Regions from separate parts of the Mus musculus genome. Here all the other regions are linked to region 4. Evidence: chromatin loops called from intact Hi-C (ENCODE). Cell type or tissue: gastrocnemius. All regions are shown on one strand. Region 1 has its middle 2.9 kb from the start of Psma6. Region 2 overlaps Gm36634 (a long non-coding RNA gene). Region 3 has its middle 13 kb from the start of Gm36634. Region 4 overlaps Prorp (protein only RNase P catalytic subunit).

What was found. A loop is a pair of places that touch in the nucleus more often than their neighbours do. Peaks named below come from ENCODE experiments on the same cell type or tissue, not always from the same donor. Only the 100,000 strongest peaks of a DNase experiment are listed, where the experiment ranks them.
Region 1: it touches region 4 in a loop (2.6-fold over the local background); 8 of 42 quality-filtered maps call a loop at or near these places.
Region 2: it touches region 4 in a loop (9-fold over the local background); 41 of 42 quality-filtered maps call a loop at or near these places.
Region 3: a loop joins it to region 4, with 8 times the contacts of the local background. A loop is called at or near these places in 41 of 42 quality-filtered maps.

What each region holds. Positions count from the first base shown.
Region 1 is chr12:55,394,676-55,397,175 of GRCm38, forward strand. It overlaps a transcript of Psma6 not described here and the pseudogene Rpl18a-ps1. Among named protein-coding and RNA genes, the nearest start is that of Psma6, 2.9 kb to the right of the region's middle. In gastrocnemius, no CTCF peak of the experiment used is centred here; DNase peaks (open chromatin) are centred at 1,131, 1,487 and 2,076.
Region 2 is chr12:55,497,911-55,500,410 of GRCm38, forward strand. It overlaps Gm36634 (a long non-coding RNA gene), which reads left to right. Exons shown (of 3, transcript XR_381610.3): 2 at 1-40; 3 at 1,129-1,801. Among named protein-coding and RNA genes, the nearest start is that of Gm36634, 5.9 kb to the left of the region's middle. In gastrocnemius, a CTCF peak has its summit at 1,360 (motif pointing left); a DNase peak (open chromatin) is centred at 1,329; H3K4me3 peaks cover 259 bases.
Region 3 is chr12:55,505,100-55,507,599 of GRCm38, forward strand. No RefSeq gene overlaps it. Among named protein-coding and RNA genes, the nearest start is that of Gm36634, 13 kb to the left of the region's middle. In gastrocnemius, a CTCF peak has its summit at 1,027 (motif pointing left); a DNase peak (open chromatin) is centred at 1,040.
Region 4 is chr12:55,314,375-55,316,874 of GRCm38, forward strand. The region is part of intron 3 of Prorp (protein only RNase P catalytic subunit); the gene reads left to right. Among named protein-coding and RNA genes, the nearest start is that of Ppp2r3c, 13 kb to the left of the region's middle. In gastrocnemius, a CTCF peak has its summit at 1,070 (motif pointing right); a DNase peak (open chromatin) is centred at 1,039; H3K27ac peaks cover 440 bases.

The sequences.
Region 1 (2,500 bases), 80 kb after region 4:
CATGAAAAGTACAGAGGCAAACTGGTAGAGTAGGGCTTCAATAAACAGACATGGGCACAGGTGGTCCTCACAGTAAAGGGGAGCTTGAAGAGTAACCGGGCAATGGAGGCTGAAGCAGAAGAGACCAGCTTGTTAACAGCCCTGATCCCCACCTACATGTTAGTCTTTCTTCAGCAGATGGTGAGGGCCCAAAGGGAACCAGGCAGAGAAGTAACTGAGATGTTGCTCTAAAAAAAATTGATACTGGGAACTGACTGATCAACAAGAAACTATTGTTCCAGGTAGACCAAGAGGACTGAATCTGAACAGTAGAGAAAGAATAAAAGCCAGGGGAGTCATGTCATGGGGATAATCAGCAGCATGAAATACCAACATGGGAAGCACCATGACGCACAGTCCTCCTCTGCTAAGGGCTCGTTAGATGCTGGGGCTTTGCTTAGTATTTCTCTTATTTAATCTTTAGAGAATCCAGCTTGTATTAGATCAGATATCTGGGAACTATTGTAAGTGGAGTTTAAATTCAACTTTAAATAGAATACTCTTTTTTTAAAAATGTGTATATTTACATGAATATACCATGTGCGTGGGGGTGCCCTCGGAGACCCTATACCCTGGAGCTGTAGTTACAGGTGGTTGCGAGTTGCCTGACATGTGTGCTGTGTATGGAACTACCAGGTCCTCTGGAAGAGCAAGTGCTCTTTTTTTTTTTTTAAATATTTATTTATTTATTATATGTGAACACACTGTAGCTGTCTTCAGACACACCAGAAGAGGGCATCAGATCACATTACAGATGGTTGTGAGCCACCATGTGGTTTCTGGGATGTGAACTCAGGACCTTCGGAAGAGCAGTCAGTGCTCTTAACCGCGGAGCCATCTCTCCAGCCTGAGCAAGTGCTCTTAGCCACTGAGCACTAGATCCAAGGGATTTATTCTTTTCTTTCTTTCTTTCTTTCTTTCTTTCTTTCTTTTTTTTTTTTTTTTTTTGACAGTCTCAAGTTTTTATTCAGTGGGTCTCTGTGTCTAGAAGAAGGTGTTGGGCCTCTTGGTGGTGAAGCGTGGCTTGTGCTGGCGCAGCAACACGCGGTGAGGCAGTGGGAATTTGATCTTGGAGTAGTGGAACTGCTTGACAGCTGGCGGGCGCTACTTGCCAGCTGCAATCTCTTCCACCTTCATGATCTGGATGGAGTGGGCACGGGCACGGTGTCGGGCACCCATGTCTCGGTAGCACTGTGTGACTGCACCAGCAGTGGTCAGGTCCCGGTACTCCCGGTACATGTTGTGTGTGCCACTGCGGGAGTCATAGCGCAGCCAGATGCCAAAGTTCTTCACGCGCAGGGGTGACTTCTCAAACACCTGTCCGCAGTACACAATCTCCCCTGATGACTTCTTCATCTTCTTCAGCTGTGACACAAAGTACAAGAAGCGGGACTTGGCCACCACATGGTTGGGCGCAAAGATTCGCATACGGTACAGTGGTGGTGTATGGCATTTTGGGGTTGGCAAGCAGCGCCCCACCACCTTGTACTCCCGAAGTGTGCCCGAAGCCTTCATGGCACTGCGTGCTCGTTCACCGCCAGTCACAAAAGGCGGATTTAGTCTTAATTTATGTGCTCCAAAGGATTAACATGCTCATTCAGCAAGTATTTATTTATTTATTTATTTATTTATTTATTTATTTAGGTTTTTCGAGACAGGGTTTCTCTGTGTAGTCCTGGCTGTCCTGGAACTCACTTTGAAGACCAGGCTGGCCTCGAACTCAGAAATCCACCTGCCTCTGCCTCCCGAGTGCTGGGATTAAAGGCATGCGCCACCACGCCCAGCTATATTTATTGTTTTATATATGCTAGGTATTGTCCCCGTTAAGCTGTATCTGTGAGCAATGTTGTGGAATTCTGTCTTCTTGGCACTTAGAGTAAGAATGGAGGGATGGCAAGAAGTAAAGGTTTTGTTCTGGCTTTCTGGGTGTGAGCAGCCCGGAACATCAAAGACTGTGGAGAACCAGACAGTGTGGGAAGGTCTGCACAGGAGCCAGCAGGAGCGCCACAGGTTTCTGGAACAGCAGAGCTGCAGATGAGCCTGAAGCATGTCAGAACCAATGCTTCTCAGGCATCATCAGCCTAAGTCCACCCCCTGCCCCAGGTTCTCTGTGGGCATCAGGATGGGGCCAAGGCTGTGGTCATCTCTCACGAGGACAGTGAGGTACTGCAGAAGCTTAGCATGAGCAAGAAACAGGACAAGTTGCCCAAGATATGTGATGCCTTTTTGGCCTCCAAGTCTCTGATCAAGTAGGTCCCGATACCCTGGGTCCAGGCCTAATTAAGGCTGGCAAGTTCCCTTCCTTGCTGGCACACAGTGAAAATACCGGGCCATATTGACGAAGTGAAGTCCACAATCAAGATGAAGAAGGTGCTGTGTCTATTGTTGCTATTGCTTGAGGATGAGGAATGAGAGGTCTTACAACACCCACTGGGTTGTCTCTTTCTTAGTACCATTACTC
Region 2 (2,500 bases), 180 kb after region 4:
TCCTCTCTGCTTGTTGACAGTAACCAGGCAACAGGTTCAGGTGCGTAGGATTGTTCATCTCTGTTGTGTTCTGGGAGGAGAACTTGGGTCAGGAATGCAGTTGGAGGTTTGACAGCACATGGCTTCAGCACGCGCAGGTGCCTCTCCTGCTCTCAGGTGCAAATTTATTCTGAGTTTAATCAGGGGAGGAGGAGGAAGAGGGGAGGGGGAGGGGGAGGGGAGGGACAGGGAAGAGGCTGCGGCAGCAGCTTAGAAGTAAGGCAGACTGTACATAAAATCTGGCTGCTGCCAAGTCTTATGTAGACCAAGGTCCCTGCCTATGGGCAGCATCATTAGGAAAGGGGCCGTTGATCCTTCTCAGCACCAGGAACATAATAAACCCAGCCTACTTCCCCAAACTACCTGGACGGTGTCAGCCCCTCTCCCTCATGGTCTAAATTTGAGAAATGTTTTGGATACAGAGATTCAGAGTGCAGGTCACTGGGAGATTGCTTTAGGTTACAGAGGAAGAGAGGTTTGGCCTCAGCACCTTCCAGTGAGGAGCTCCAGGCCCCTCTGTTGTCTGAGACCGTTGTCTGAGTTCCCATCACTTGGGTGAGGACTCTGAGGCTACTGGGGGTCGGGGACCTGTAAAGTCAGAGCCTGAAAGCAATGCTCAGCTAGTTTTTACACACGGAAAGCAAGTCGGAAACAGACTAGGAGACTAGGAAGTCATGGCTGGAAGATTTGAGCAAGGAAGGCATACATTAGCCTGGAATGTTTTTTTTTTTTTTCTTTGTTGCTAGGCCTCAGCTGTTGGGAGTCCAGTCCCATGACTGTCATATTCCCTCAAGATAAGTCACTCAACTTGGCTCAGAGATGTTCATTATTTCCTATAGGCCAGGGCTGTTCCCATGCTAAAGTTCAGGGAATACTTTTGTTAAGAACATTGATATTTTTAGAAAGTGAGCTGAATTGAGGTATATCACTAAGTTATCTAAAGATAATTTTTGAAAACGGAGCCAAATTGTCGGACTGGGAGAAACAGAATACAATAACTGAAGTGACTTCAAAGGGTCACGAGGAAGCTGGGTGGGGTGTCAGTGTGGGCATGAGTCTTGATGAAAAATCTTCGTGAATTTGATGCAGGAAAGACCTGAAGAATCCCAGCTCCATGATCTTGAAGGACTCGGGCCCACCCCCAGGTTTCCAGGACATCTCGAGAGGAACAGAAACATGGGGGCACAGCATGGGGGTGTGCGCAGGAAGCAGAGGCACGGCTTACAGAGAAGCAGAGGTTGGGACTTTTCCTTGGCTGGCAAGATGAAATTCAGCCGCCAAGAGGCGCACAGTGCGCACCGTGCTGTCTGCAGCGACATCTTCTGGCCACTTTTGGAATAACTTTCCTTTGAGGAATTGTCTTTAAAGAACGGTTTAGGCAAAAGCCAGGTGGAGGATTTGTACTGTGGTTGTATCTAGGTGAGAGGAGAGTTCAGCATTTATCACAAACCCAAGAAAGCCCTCATTCTGCCTGGCAGAACTCCCCCTGAAGCCTGTAGCCAGTCAGCTCAGCCCACTGAATAATCAAACATCCTTGGTATCTATGTCCATTCCTCTGCAGGACAGGGTTGTCGATATGTAGCCTAGGCTGCCCTCGAACCTAGGATCCTCTTGCCACAGCCTCCTGAGTGCCGGCATTACATCGCTGGTCAGCGTCAACACTTGGGTGACAGGAACAGGCTACTGTGCTTATCTGTGTGTGTGTGTGTGTGTGTTTTGAAATTTGTTGTTGGGCTGGTGAGAAGGCTCAGTGGTTGAGAGTGCCGACTGCTCTTCCAGAGGTCCTGAGTTCAAATCCCAGCAACCACATGGTGGCTCACAACCATCCATAACAAAAATCTGGTGCCCTCTTCTGGAGTGTCTGAAGACAGCTACAATGTACACACATATAATAAACAAACAAACAAACAAACAAATAAACAAACAAATAAATCTTAAAAAAAAGAATTGAGAAACCATCAGTTACAAGCCAAGTTCAAAGTCAACTAATGTTACAAGACACCCAGACTCTAAAATATTAAAAAAATTGTTGTTGGTTTGTTTTCAATTTTGTTGAGTCAGGGTCTATTTCTGTAGACTAGGTTGGTCTGGAACCTACTACGTACCCTAAGCTGGCCCCCGGACTCACAACAATCCCCCTGTTTCGGTTCTCTAAGTGCTTGGATTAAAGTATGAACCACATGACCACCTCATTCTCTCTGTTTTAAAGGAAACTGAGGCTCAGAAAGTTGAGGACTCACTCACAGGCGTAGCTAAGAGATCTCAGGTCCAGGGTTCGAGTCCATCCTGAGTTTGCCCTTCCTGTGGTTTCCCTCCAGAACATCCAGTAGTTGGTTTTGTTGTTTGTTGCTATTTTATTTATTTTGTGAGTCTCACTGTATAACTCTGGAACTCACAATGCAGACTAGGCAGGCCTCACACTCACAGAGATTGCCTGCCATTATTTCCATCATCTCCCTGA
Region 3 (2,500 bases), 190 kb after region 4:
CTCGAACTCCCAGAGAGTCACCTGCCTCTGCCTCCCGAATGCTTGGATTAAGATGTGTGTCACTACTCACTGATGACATTTTTTTCACTCTAGATTTGAATTGGCTCCTGGGGACTTTCTCTACCCCATCTCTGTATGTGGGTGTCTCATCTCTGCCCCACCCTTAAGAAGATGTCACCTGCAGGTTACTTCCTCCGGTCTGAAACTCTTTTGGGAAAGGAATATTTTTTTTCTTGTTGCCTAGAACCTTAGACTAGGAAAGATTGTCAAGATGATTCCCCCCCCCCCCCGCCCTGCCTCTTTTGTATCTAAGCGACCATCAGCACATCAGCATCCCCCTCTTGTGTGCAGCTGTGCCTAACGACTGCTAAGGATTGAAATTAGTATCTAGTGAGCCACAAGACCCTATTTCCACTCCAGAGGAGGTCTTTGTGAAAGCTGAGTTTGGGTGTGGTCGTGTTCAATTTAAATTAACTGAGAAGAAAAGGAGACTGGATGATGTCTCTTGTCTTTTGCCAAGTGAAACAATCCCGAGGGTGGAGACTCTGAAGTATCTGGAGCAGGGCTAAATGGGTCAACACCCTACACTCCTAAGGAGAAGCACCCCTAAATGTCAGCCCACAATGACAAACTCCTTAATGGCACTTTGGTGCCGGTCAGCCCTAACCTCTTGTCTCTACCAACACAATGAATTTTATGGCCCAGTCTTTACACAAATCACTCTGTGAAAATGATAGCACGAGTAATAACTGCAGACAGTTGCAATTATCTAAATGTCTCCCTATTAGCCATTGGATTGGCTAAGGCCTGGTAATCAGATCAGAGTGAATGCTAATTGAAATCTAATAGGGCTTACATCCATGTGAGTAGGTATCAGAATTTGATTTCAATATTGTTAAATTACATACAGATGGAGCCCATCAAGCCACACTAAAAATAAACATTGTAACTTCAATAGCAAAAAAAAAAAAAAGATGGATGCTTTCAATAAAGTGATCAATCCAGGAACGCGTTGGTATCGCGCTACCGCCACCTACTGGCACTTCTTGGGACTGCTGAGACGATCTTTCTTGAATGCCATTTTTTTTTTTTTTCTAACACAGATAGGAGTTTCTTGGGGCCTTCCTTTCTTCCTCCCTCCCTCCCTTCCTTCCCTTTTGTTTTTCTGAGACAGGCAGGGTTTCTTTTTGTAGTCCTGGCTGTCCTGAAACTCAGAGATCCACCTGCCTTTGCCTCTCCAGTGCTGGGATTATGTCACCATGGCCAGCTTTAAGCCTTTTATTGTTAAGTGTATGTGTGTGTGCACATGTGTACCTGTGTGTGTGTTACATCTCTTCAGAGGTTTATTTCCAGTTGAGTGCTGAGAGGAGAGAAAAATAGAAGAAGCCCCTGCTAGCCACGAAGGACTGCCTTTGCTGTGCAGGCTCTTGGGGAGAGCGCTTACAGTGTAAAGTCTCTTAGATTCTGCCTTTAGTCTTTCCTCATGCTGAAGAGAGTTTGGCTAAATAGAATATAACTTTCTCTGTCCTGTTGAATGTGTGAAGCTTATGCTCCTGGAATGTGGAACGTAGCGTGGGTGTGGGTGTGGTGACTGAAGTACGTTACCAGATTTTACCAACTACACAGACATTTAGAGGTAATATGTCTGTATACTGGATGTGGCTCGAATTAACCCTGTAGGTTTTGTTATTGTAATTTTCTTATTTTACTTTTCAAAAACATTTATTCTACGTGTGTGTGTGTGTGAGTGAGTATGTGAGTGTGTGTGTACCTGAGCTTATGTCTGTGTACTGTGTGTGTGTGTGTGTGTGTGTGTGTGTGTGTGTGTGTGGTGCCCGTGGAGGTCAGAAGAGAGTGTCTGAATCCTTGGGACTGGAGTTAAGACAGTTGTGAGCTACCGTGTGGGTTCTGGGACTCAATCCCCTATCCTCTGCAAGACCAACCAGTGCTCTTAACCACTGAGTCATCTCTCCAGACCAATTTTCTTAAAAGAAAAACAAAACAAAACAAAAAAACAAAAACAAAAATTAAAACAACAACAAAACCAGGATCTTACTATGTGGTCTGGAACTCACTATGTAGCTCTAGAATGTCCCATCTCCCCAAGCTTCTTAGAAGGATTACAGGTGATTACAGGTGCATACCACTGTGTTTGGCCTGTGTGGTGTGTTCTTAAGCTACCCTGAACAACAATGAACCCAGTGAGAATATAATGAAACCATTTCAACGGGCTGAATAAGACAAGTAAAGGCCACGAGAAATGTTTAACGAAGTTTATAACACAGCTAAAATGAGCACTTTAATGCAAGGATTCCAGCATGTACTAGGCAGAAAACACCCTACCCCGCCCCTACCGGAGACCCCGCCCCTACCCCAGCCCTACTCCTATTCTTACCATCACTTCTACCCATCCCTACCCTCACCTCTACTCCACCCCTATTCCACCTATACCCCACCCCTACCCTACCCCATCCCTATGCCAGTGTCTGAGTTCTAATAC
Region 4 (2,500 bases):
TGCCTGCACTCATGTATGTACACACACACACACACACACACACACACACACACACACAGAGATAATATATAAAATAAAAGTTCCCGTTATGTAAATTTCCCATGACTGCCCATTGACTTTGGACTGATGACTTAAGATGACAGAGATTATTGTCGCACAGATTGGACACTAGAAGCGTGAAATCAAGGTATTGCCAGGCTGCATCTGAAGACTCCAGGCAGGATTCCCTCAGGCCCCGGGTTCCAGCTTCAGACACCGTCCACTCCTAAACACTCTGTATTCTCCCCTCCATCTCCTCCCTGCCCTAACGATCCTAATTTAACCCCCTGGCTTGGAGGCTCCAGGTTCTTGGTTTTCCAGAGCTCCCAGCTGACTTTCAAGTGCAGCTCGGGAAGGGAACCATCGATCGTAGTGCAAGATTTTGATAAACCTTACTGCATAGCAGCTTTCTATGGGGGAAAGGAAACATCTCCAAAGACGAGCAAAGAAGGCAACTTTTCAGTTTTTCTGTTTTTAGTTAACTCATTGTGAGACACAGCAATATTCTGTTTTGTTTGTTTATTGTTGTTATATTTATTTCTTTATCCATCCAAGCAAGGTTTTACTATGCAGCCCTGGCTATCCTGGAACTCACTGTATAGACTAAAACTGGCTTTGAACTCAGAGATCTACTTGTCTCTGCCTCCCTAGTTCTGAGACTAAAGGCATTTACCAACCCACCCCAACCCCCAGTTGGGTTGGTTTTGTTGTTGTTGTTGTTTGTTTGCTTGCTTATTTTAAGACAAGGTCTCGGCATAGCCTTGGCTGTCCTGGAACTCACTGTGTAGAGCAGGCTGGCTTCGAACTCACAGAGATTCATCATTCCCTCCCTAACCCCCAAGTGCTGCGATTAAAGGTGTGCACCACTTCATTGAGCACAAATTTGATCCTTAGCTCGGGTTGCCTAATATTAACTATTAGCCCAGTCTGGCTTTGAACTCATGGCAGGCTGCCAGCCTCACCTCTCCAACAGGCAGAATTTTAAGTGTGAGCCACTTCCTGTTTTAAACATTCGTTTGTAGTTCTTAGACAATATGGCCACCAGGTGGCAATAGAGTACCGTATAAATTCCAGGGTAAGTCAATCCTGTTGAAAAGATTTGCAAGTTTCTCAAACTGACAGGTGACTGCCATTTTGTTTTCAGTTAAGGAGTATTGATATTCTTTTTTTGTTTTTGTTTTTGTTTTTCGAGACAGGGTTTCTCTGTATAGCCCTGGCTGTCCTGGAACTCACTTTGTAGACCAGGCTGACCTCAAACTCAGAAATCTGCCTGCCTCTGCCTCCCGAGTGCTGGGATTAAAGGCGTGAGCCACCACTGCCGGCAATAGACCACTTTTTAAAATAGCAAAACAATTTATATTTAGAAGTCGCCAGCTGGACTTAATGTACTTGATTCCAGTTTTGTTGGTAATGTCCACAGCTGCTATTAGACGTGAGATGAGCAGAAATCTCTCCAGTGTTCTCATCTTGGCCTCCTCCTTGTCAGTTCAATGAGATGTGACCTGTCCAAGTGTGGTGCTCCTAATTAGCCAGAATTCGATGTTGGCGTAAGTACAGTGGTCCAGATTGTTTCTCCTCGGGCATTCCTCGTGGATACTGGCACTTCCTTGGGAGCTGAACGTCTTGAGAAGTATAAAATACAGAGGTGGGGTGGTGAGGTTTTAAATTTTCTCGTTTGTTGTTAAAGATAGGTTGTCAACGCTCATGTTAGCTTCACATTCACAGTGTAGTCCAAGCTGGCCTTGAACTCACCATTGTCTTGCCTTCTGATGCTGGAAGTACAGGTATTCTCCACCATTCCCAGCGCAGGCTATGCCTTTTTAGCTTTGAATTTGGCTGTTCGAGAGATGTGGGTTTCTGCGCTTTCCAATATCACCTTTATTTATTCATTTTTAATATATATGTGAGTGTATGTCTGTGCACTGCTTGCATGCCTGGTGTCTGCAGACGACAGAGGAGGGCATCAGATCACCTGAAACTGGAGTTACAGGAGGTTGAGATCCATCTCATGGATACCAGGAGCTGAACTCATCTCTTTTTTTTTTTTTTTTTTTAACAAAATCTCAATTGTTTGATTTTATCAATGAAGACCTGGGAGCCAGATGCTGGGGTGAAGCCAGCGAGCTCAGAGAGGTAGAGAAAGCACTCAGCTGACCTTCCTCCTCAGCCAGTGACCCATAAGGAATTCCCTTCTCTTATGTCTCTCAAAAACCCTTCTAACCGAATGTCCCTCCCTTCTACTTCCTGTGTCTGTCTGTCCTTCTGACTCCCTCTTAGTCTCTATGACTTTTTCTTATGTTCACTTCCTGTCAGCTGGTTGCCTCTTGACCTGTGGCTCACTTTACTTAACCCTGTTTACAATATTCAGGCGGAAACCTTGGATTAAAGGTGTGTGCTAAGGCTGAGCCACATCACAATGGTTTGGTTTTTTTTTTTTTTTCCTACCAGTAAATAACACAAT